Linked DNA regions of Mus musculus: region 2 is linked to region 1. The links are chromatin contacts, found by POLR2A ChIA-PET in ENCODE. All regions are on one chromosome and are shown on one strand. The core of a region is the stretch at or near the end of the contact, and the rest is flanking DNA. Distances in the headings are between cores, read along the strand shown. Region 1 holds the start of Cbfa2t2 (CBFA2/RUNX1 translocation partner 2). Region 2 holds the start of E2f1 (E2F transcription factor 1).

Evidence for each region. ChIA-PET counts read pairs that join two places held with the same protein, here RNA polymerase II (POLR2A).
Region 2: POLR2A ChIA-PET joins it to region 1 with 10 read pairs in embryonic stem cell. The contact joins the promoter of E2f1 here to the promoter of Cbfa2t2 in region 1. POLR2A ChIA-PET finds 5 or more read pairs at or near these places in 4 of 5 experiments (Patski and embryonic stem cell).

Annotation. Positions count from the first base shown.
Region 1 is chr2:154,433,450-154,437,858 of GRCm38, reverse strand. It overlaps Cbfa2t2 (CBFA2/RUNX1 translocation partner 2), which reads right to left and starts at 1,375. Exons shown (of 11, transcript NM_172860.2): 1 at 1,223-1,375. The coding sequence starts at 1,256.
Region 2 is chr2:154,568,064-154,572,259 of GRCm38, reverse strand. E2f1 (E2F transcription factor 1) reads left to right here and starts at 2,368. Exons shown (of 7, transcript NM_007891.5): 1 at 2,368-2,771. The coding sequence starts at 2,526.

The sequences.
Region 1 (4,409 bases), core at 126-2,625:
AGCTTTTATTCATTTTTTTGTTTTATTTTTAGGGTTTTGTTGTTGTTTTTGTTATTTTGTTTTGTTTGGGGCAGGGTGCCACAATGTAACCCTGGCTGGCCTGTATAGATCAGGCTGACCTCAAACTCAGCCTCCAACGTGCCTCAAATACCTGTTTTTAGACTGTCACCTGGCATAGACAAAGAAATATCCACAAAGCACGAGTCCCTCTCTTAAACTCAAATTCAGAATCTAGTCTGTCAAGTTTGTTGCCATAGTCTCTGGACTTAGAGTGATAATTTGTATTTAGATGATTTAATAAATATTAAATGAATCGAATGCAAATTGCCTGGTGCTCAAGTAATGTTGGCTATTACTGCTATTTTAATGACAATTAAATTTTTATTGTTCTTATTAAACGATGCCATCCCTCCTCCAAGGATCTTACAATTCTAGGAAGAACGTCTGTAAATGGGATAGCGAAATGGAGGTAAGAATAAAAACACAACTGAGTCACATAGTAGGACTAGTCAAAGACAATATTAAACAAACTAACAAAACACAACCAGACGCCAACTTCGGACTTTTCCGAGGAACACACATAACAAACTGTGATTACGATAGTGAGTTTTCACACTTGAGTATGATGTGCAACTGTGTGTTCAGGGGATTTTACTGGATTCACTAAACCCTACTACAGAGCATTCAGAGTACGTTCCTCACAACCCATTTTTCAGATCGAGCAACTGAGACTTTTGGAGCGCCAAGGTCACAGCCTACTCGCGAGGGAGCCAGGACATGAACCCAAAGCAGTCCGACCCCAGAGCCTACATTCAACAGGGCCCTCCGGAATATCAGCCCGGCATCCTCCAACATCTACCACTCGTCGCTCCAATTCCGGCGTGTTTCCCGGGACCGGACTTTCAGCCCCGATGCCGCGAAAACAAAACAATACTTCTCTCGCGGACAGTCCATAGGGCGCCCGCCAGGCCTGAGCTCCAAGGCCGCTCCACACAGTCCTGCTCAGCACCCGGAGCCGCGAGCCCCACAGGAAGCGCCGGGATAGCCCCGAGGGCCCCGGAAGGCCGGGGAGCCGCATGACCTTGGATCCAGTGCCCCAATCCCGGCCTCAGTTTCCCTGCCCAGGCCTCCCGCCGGGGGGCCTCTGCAAAGCCTCCCGCCTATGGAGCAGCAGGCCCCTCAACACACACCCCTCAGCCGTCCGCCTTCCCGCCCCACTTACGTTGGAAGGCGGCCGCTCCAGGGACGCCCACCATCGCGGAGCGCAGTCTGTCGCGAGCGCCGCTCGCTTCGACCCTCTGCCTGAGCCCTCCGCAGGCGCAGGCCGGGACCTGCACCCGCCGAACTCGCCCGCACCAGCGCCGCCGCCGCCGCTGCCGCCGCCGCCGTTAGGCCGCGCGCCGCCCCGCCCCCAGACAGCCCCGGCACGCCCCCGCCGCGCGCTCCCGCGCGCAGACCAACGCACGCGGAAGACGGGCCCGAGGGCGCTCACGCGAAGCACCGCCTCCTGACCTGGCCCGCCCCTTCCGCGCCAGGCTGCGTCCTATCCTGGAGCGGCCTGCACTTCGACCCGCCTCCCGCGCGCTATGCGTGGCCGCAGGGAGCCGCCCTTCTCCGAGCTCCAGACTTCCGGATGTGGCCTGGGCGGCAACCTAGGAACGGGGGCGGAGTCCCGGGGCGGGGCTTCGGGGAGGGACGTTTCAGGTGCAGGCCTTGTAACGCTTTGACGGTTGTATTGGGTGTTAAAATTGTTCTTTCCTCCTTTTACTTATTTGTTTTTACATTGACTTATTGCATATGTGTGCGTGTATATGTTTGAGGGAGTCCAACGCATGTATGTGAATGTCAGAGAACAAGTCGGGAGCAGGCTCTCCTTTCACCCTGTGGATCCAGCAGGTCAAATTTCGGGCATCAAGTTTGTTTGACAGCAAGCATCTTTGCCAAATTAGCTATCTCGCAGATTTCTACATCTTTTGCGGCTATAGGAATCTAAATGTTTAAAACAACTAGCTGTCATTACTGATTTCTGTATCAGATCAAGGGGCTTTGTGGGGTTTGTCTGTGTTTGTGAGGAGGGGCACGTGTATGTGCAGGGGTTTTTTTGTTGTTGGTGGTGGTTTTTTGACACAGTCTCACTTGTAGCTCTAGCTGTCCTGGAACTCACAGATAATCTATCTACCTAACTCTACCTCCCAAGTGCTTGGGACTAAAGGCCTGAACTACCAGGCCTGGTTAAGTGCAGGTTTATTTTGGTTTGTTGAAACAATGTCATAATGTACATTTGGCTATTCTGAACTCACTGACCTACACCAGGTTAGCCTTGAACCTTAAGCTATACTTCTAAGTCTATCTCCCAAAGCTGTGTCTATAACACCAGCAGGCCTCACAAAAAGTTGTTTCTGAAAAGGGCCTATTTTGTATGTCTAGCTGGGCTGGAACACACAGTGTAGCCACAAAAGCCTGGAACTCTCACACATCCTCCTCCCGTGGCCTCCCAAGTGCTGGGATTGTAAGCAAGAGTCACTAGCCTGTCTTCAACAGCTGCTTTTATACACTCTGCAATTAACCATCTCAGTACCAAATACAGTTTCTCCCCTTTTCTACACATTCGCTAGAGTCTCTCCCACTGGGTTGTCCACCTATTTCTGTTAGCAAACTCAAAACATAAATCCTCCGAGCAACCCAAGAAAGTACTCTGATCCTAGCATGAGTTCTCTGCCATTCTGTCTCTCAAAGATTCAAAATCAGGAACTATAACTAAAATGAAGCCAGCCTGGCATAGTGGCACAGACCTGTAATCCCACCCTAGGGAAACTAGCAAAATAACTGCCAACCCAAAGCCAGCCAGGGCCACATAGTGAGACTGTCTCAATACAACAAGGTCAGGCATGGTGGGTCACACCTGTACTTCCAGCATTGTTGGTAAACGCAGGACATCAGTTCAAGGTTGCCCTATATGATGATTTAGAGGCCAAACTGGGTGAGCCGCGGTGGCATTGCCAGGTGAAATGGCACACACCTGTAATCCCGTAAAGTGGCACTTGGGAAGAGATCAAAAATTCAGCTACACGCAGGGCGGTGGTGGCACACACCTTTAATTCCACTTGGGAGGCAGAGGCAGGTGGATTTCTGAGTTCGAGGCCAGCCTGGTCTACAAAGTGAGTTCCAGGACAGCCAGGGGTACACAGAGAAACCCTGTCTCAGAAAAAAAAAAAAAAAGAAAAAAGAAGAAAACAAAAACAAAAACAAAAAACAGCACACATCTTTAATCCCAGCACACAGGAGGCAGAGGCAGGTAGCTTTCAGTGACTTTAAGACTAACCTGGTCTACAGAGCATATTCCAAGACATCCAGGGCTACACAGAGAAACCCTGTGCCTGTGGGGGACTGGAGAGATGGCTCAGTGGTTAAGAGCACTAACTGCTCTACCAGAGGTCCAGTTTAATTTCCAGCAACCACATGGTGACTCACAACCATCTATAATAGGCTCTGATGCCCTCTTCTGGGGTAATTGAAGAAAGTGGCAGTGTACTCATATAAAATAAATAAATAAATATTTAAAAAGAAGGAGAAGAAGTGGGGTGGGGGTAGAATTCAGTTACAGAAGCTGGAGAGATGGCTCAGAGGTTACAGGCACTGGCTGCTCTTCCAGAGGACCAGGGTTCAATTCTCAGCACCCACATGGCAGCTCACACTGTCTGTAACTCCAGTCCCAGGGGATTTGACACCCTCACACAGATGTGCATGTGGACAAAACACTAATGCATATAAAATAAAAATAAATAATTTAAAAAGACAACGAATTCTATATATCAAGTGTATCGTGAGACAAAAAGATGGCTACTATGGGGCCAGACTGAGCTACTGTCAGGTCCTGTCTCCCAAAAGAAAAAAAGAAACCCCCTAACATGGACTGATGCCCTAGATTTGATATCTGGCTCTGTAAACAAACAAAGGTTACAGGTTCAAATAGACCTAAGGAAATAGAAATTGCTTGGACCTCTGAGCTATTTGTTTGGTTCTTTATTTTATTAATATTTTTTTTTTCCTTACGATTCTCAGTCTATATCTCAGACTGTCCTGGAACTCCTAACAAGTCGCATGTCTTGGCATCCCAAATTCTGGGGCTCCAGACATGATGATACCAAGCTGAATTTTTTTCTTTTTCCTTTTGTCCCCCCAGTATTTGTCTTTAGTGACAACAAGAGTAAAGCTGGGCAGGCAGAGAGAGTGCATGCTGCCTGCCATCTGTCTAGGCCACGTGACTTCCCCTGCTAGTGAATGATCAACACCAGAAGACAGGGAGAGAGCGGCTTACAGACTTGTGGAGTAGCTCCTTGTTCCTTGTTGAAACACCACTGACATTTATTTACTTATGTATTTATTCATGATAGTGATGTGGTGTGGTG
Region 2 (4,196 bases), core at 1,119-3,618, 130 kb before region 1:
ACATCCTGTCACTGAATTTGCAGGCACCAGCCTTGAATGGGCCTCATTTTCCCATCTGTACAGCGAGAGGCTCACGTGCTCTCTGTGGTCCTTCCCTGTTCTGACACATTCCAGGATTTGCAATGAGTAATTTCACAAACTGTTCGTGAGTAGGGGAAGAAAAAACACTCCTGCTGCTTCCCAAACCACCAGAGTCTGCAGAATACCTTCTAGTCCCTCTGCTTTCATCCTCATGAGAACTGGAGACGGCCGAGGCGAGATCTAGGTGCCTTTTTTTATTGATTTATTTATTTTTACACAAAACTGAACTGAAAAGCATCCTTGGGAGCTGCAACTTGCTTGTTTTATAACAGGATCTCATGTTATAGGATCTTGGCTGCCTATATAGCCAAGGATGACCGAGCACTCTCCTGTCTTCCTGTATCTACCTGCTGGGGTTACAGGTGTTACCCCATACCCAGCTGTAGCAATTGTAATATTTGGCTCTACTCCACATTTTTATTGAAAAGGTATACCAATTTGTTTTCAAAGATCAACACATTATCTGGGATGGGCATAAGTGTTCCTTGTGTTCCTTTGTTTAAATGTTTATTTATTTTTTTATTCTTGCTGTATTATACATAGTCCAGGCCATCCTGGGACTTAAGCTCTTCCAGTCTTGACAAAAAGATTCTAAACTGGAGGTCAAGTAGTGGCCCAAACATGTAACCCTAGCACTCAGGAGGCGGATGCAGGAAGGTAACATTGATTCAGTTTGAGCTACTACATAGCAAGATACTATCGCTTTAAAGAAAAAGGGGGGGGGGCGGAGCAAACCAGACATTGTGGCCCCACCCATTCAACTCCAGCACTGGAGGCTGGAGCAGGCAGATTTAATGATGTTCCAGGGCAACCAGAGCCAGATGAGACCCTGTCTCTAAACACAAACTAAAAACCCACCCCTCCCAATCAAAACAAACCAAAAAAAAAACAAGAAGGGGAGAGGGCGGCCTGGCTGGGGATTGATTCTAAATTGGCCAAACCGGGGTGGTTCAAAGTTAACCCGTGCCTTGGTGTTTCTGGGCCCTGGAACATCACAGCCCCCTTATTGCGTCCTTGCTCACCTCTGCCCTCAGCCTCCAATTCTCTCATACCCAGAAAGGGCCTGAGAAGCAGCCCCTGCTAAGCCAGCTCAGAGTAATGTGGTCAGAGTTGGGGCCAAGATTAAGTAGCATGAAGCATGGAGAAAGTAACCCGGCTTGAGAGCTCCCTGTAGCTTACACTGGACCTGGGGACTTGAATATTGTCAGCTACTTACTCTCTTCTTGTGGTCATCTCCCCCACCCCCAAGGACAGGAAGTTTGTGGGTCTTGTTAAACCTTTCATGTTTCTATTCCCAGTATTGGCAAGATGCCTAGTAGAGAGGACCACAATGCTGATCAGACGGGCTGACCCCAGCAATCAGAAATGCTGATGGAGGACCTCTGGATTAAAGGCACCACCATACGCACCCTCCTCGCCCCTGCACCTCCCTATGAGAGGAGATACTTTAATGGACCAATCTCTTCACATTGCAAACATCTGCTGCTTCTGTGTTTCCTTTTTTTCCTTTTCACTAAGTCATGAGTCAAGGTCTGGACTGAGGATGGGACAGTGAACGCTCTCAGGCGTTTTTTTTTTTTTGAGATCAGGGTCTCACTGTGTAGTTCTGGATGACCTGAACTGGGAAGATCCGCCTGCCTCTGCCTCCCAAGTGCTGGGATTAAAGGCAGGCGCCATTGTGGAGTGACCAAATGAATGAACGCTAACTGGGCTCTGGCTACGAAAGAAATTTCAGTAAAAAGACACTGAGATCAAAGCCACACATCCCTTACTCATTTCCTGGCTCCCCTCTTGGGCTTGGCTTCTGGGTGACAGGATAGGGAAGAAAGCATGATGTGAACTAATGGAATAAATGGATCTTAAGACCGGAGATGTGGCTGAAGCGAGCTTTGGAGGTGAGCCTGAAGAGGCAGTCTCTGGGCTGTAAACTGAGGGGGTGGAGACCACAGGTTGAGAGTTTAGGGGGTCATGTGGAGACTGCGGGACGTGCAGAACCGAGTACGAAGTTTGTTCGCTTCGCCAGACCCGCCACCCATCGAGTGGGCGGTGAAGGGGCGGGGCCCATTGCCCACGCCTCCTGCAGGGCACGGCGAGAGGCAGAGGGGAGAAGGCGCCCGGCACCGCCCGGACAAAGCCTGCGCGCGCCCCGCCCCGGGATTGGCCACCCCGCCCCTGGTCCCACCCTCCGTCTCCTGCCCCGCACGCCGCAACCAATGCTCGCCATCGGAGCCTCCGTCGTCACAGCCGCCCCGGCCAATGGAGGAGGCGTTCGGCGGCGCGTGGCTCTTTCGCGGCAAAAAGGATTTGGCGCGTAAAAGTGGCCCGGACTTTGCAGGCAGCGGCGGCCGGGGCGGAGCGGGATCGAGCCCTCGCCGCGGCCTGCCAGTCATGGGCCCGCGCCGCCGCCGCCGCCTGCCTCCCGGGCCACGCGGGCCGTGAGCGCCATGGCCGTAGCCCCCGCGGGCGGCCAGCACGCGCCAGCGCTGGAGGCCCTGCTCGGGGCGGGCGCGTTGCGGCTGCTCGACTCCTCGCAGATCGTCATCATCTCCACCGCGCCCGATGTCGGCGCCCCGCAGCTCCCCGCCGCGCCGCCCACTGGCCCTCGCGATTCTGACGTGCTGCTCTTCGCCACGCCGCAGGCGCCCCGACCCGCGCCTAGTGCACCGCGCCCGGCTCTCGGCCGCCCGCCGGTACGGACCCTAGGCGCGGGCGGGGGAGGGGACGGGCTGCTGCGCTGGGCGGCGCGGAGCCTGGGCTGGGCCTCGGGGCTCCGCCCCGGGGCGCGCATTGACTGACTGCCTTGCCTGTCTGTTTGCTGAGCCTCGCTCCGGGCCTCGGCGTCTTCACCGGAGCGTCGGAACCATTAATGATTGTGTCTCACGTGTATCCAGCTGGTGCTTGCTTAGTGCACGCTCAGGCTTTGGCACCAAATTCCCAATTCTGGTGTGAGCTGGGTGTTGTCACGTGCCCATCTGCCAGAGGGAGGAACTGAGGCCCAGAGATGGGGAAGTGCTTCACGCAGCTGCAGATGGTGGGGCTGATATTTGAACTGATGTCTGCTGGCTTGCTGCAGAACCTATGGCTAGGGAGTGCGCACAGTTGCTTGTTGGAGGTGAGAGAGGGTGACTGTTAGAGACATCTTCGGGAGATCCTCCTTAGTAGCTCTGCCAGGTGCAGGCCTGGCCTTCCAGGCCTCTGGGGATAGGCCTCTTGATTGGGAGGCCTTCTCTGCAGGGGCGGGGTGCTGGGCCAGCTGCTGCAACCCTTCCTTTGCCTGTTCTTCCATCTGCCACCCTTCCAGCTCCTGGTTGCCATGGAACTTTATTAATCAGGCGGACAGACCTCTGAGCCTCTGGAAGACTGGGTGGGCTGGGCCCCTGAGAAGGGGCCTCCAGTTCCTGGAGAGAGAAGACGTGGGAGGGAGATCCCTGGATAAAAGTCTCTTCCTGATTCTAAGCAAGTAGCTCAAGACCACTTTAGGCAGGGGGCCTAGAAAAGGCAGCTGGGTACGAGGAGAGTGGAACTTGGATCTAAGCAGGGGCCAGCTCCGTGAGTGGGCCACTATCTTCATTGTAGGGGTGGAGTGGACAGGAGGGGCGAGGGCAAGGCCCAGTATCAGAGAAGAAGCTGTTCAACTCCTGATGGGGGTGTGGGTGGCAGCTGGTCCCTGAGGCATCTTAGAGTAGGCCCCTTACTCCCCTTGGCACAGCGCCCAGTGCTGCCTTCCTTCCGGAATCACCAAGATGCTAATAATAATAACAATAGCAACCACCATTGTTTTGAGGATGTTTTGTGTGCCAGGCTCTGTGCTAAGCACTTTACTCACTTAACCTTGTGGGCAGCCGTACACTTTGTCATCCTTTCATAGATGAGGCTGAGGCCCACAACTGATAGAACTTCTTAAGCATTCAGTGACTGAGCGGGATTTCCTGGCTGTTAAAGGCCTTTCCTCCCAGCGAGGACGGCCAGTATTTGGTGGGTCAGCCGGCTTGCCTTGCATTAACTCCAGGGGCCTGTACCTGTAGGGAGGAGCTTGGGCCCTGGGCAGGTATTCTACATGTAACCAAACATTCCATTCGCTCTAGTTGAGTTAGTGAGTCCCTTTGTGCCCTAGG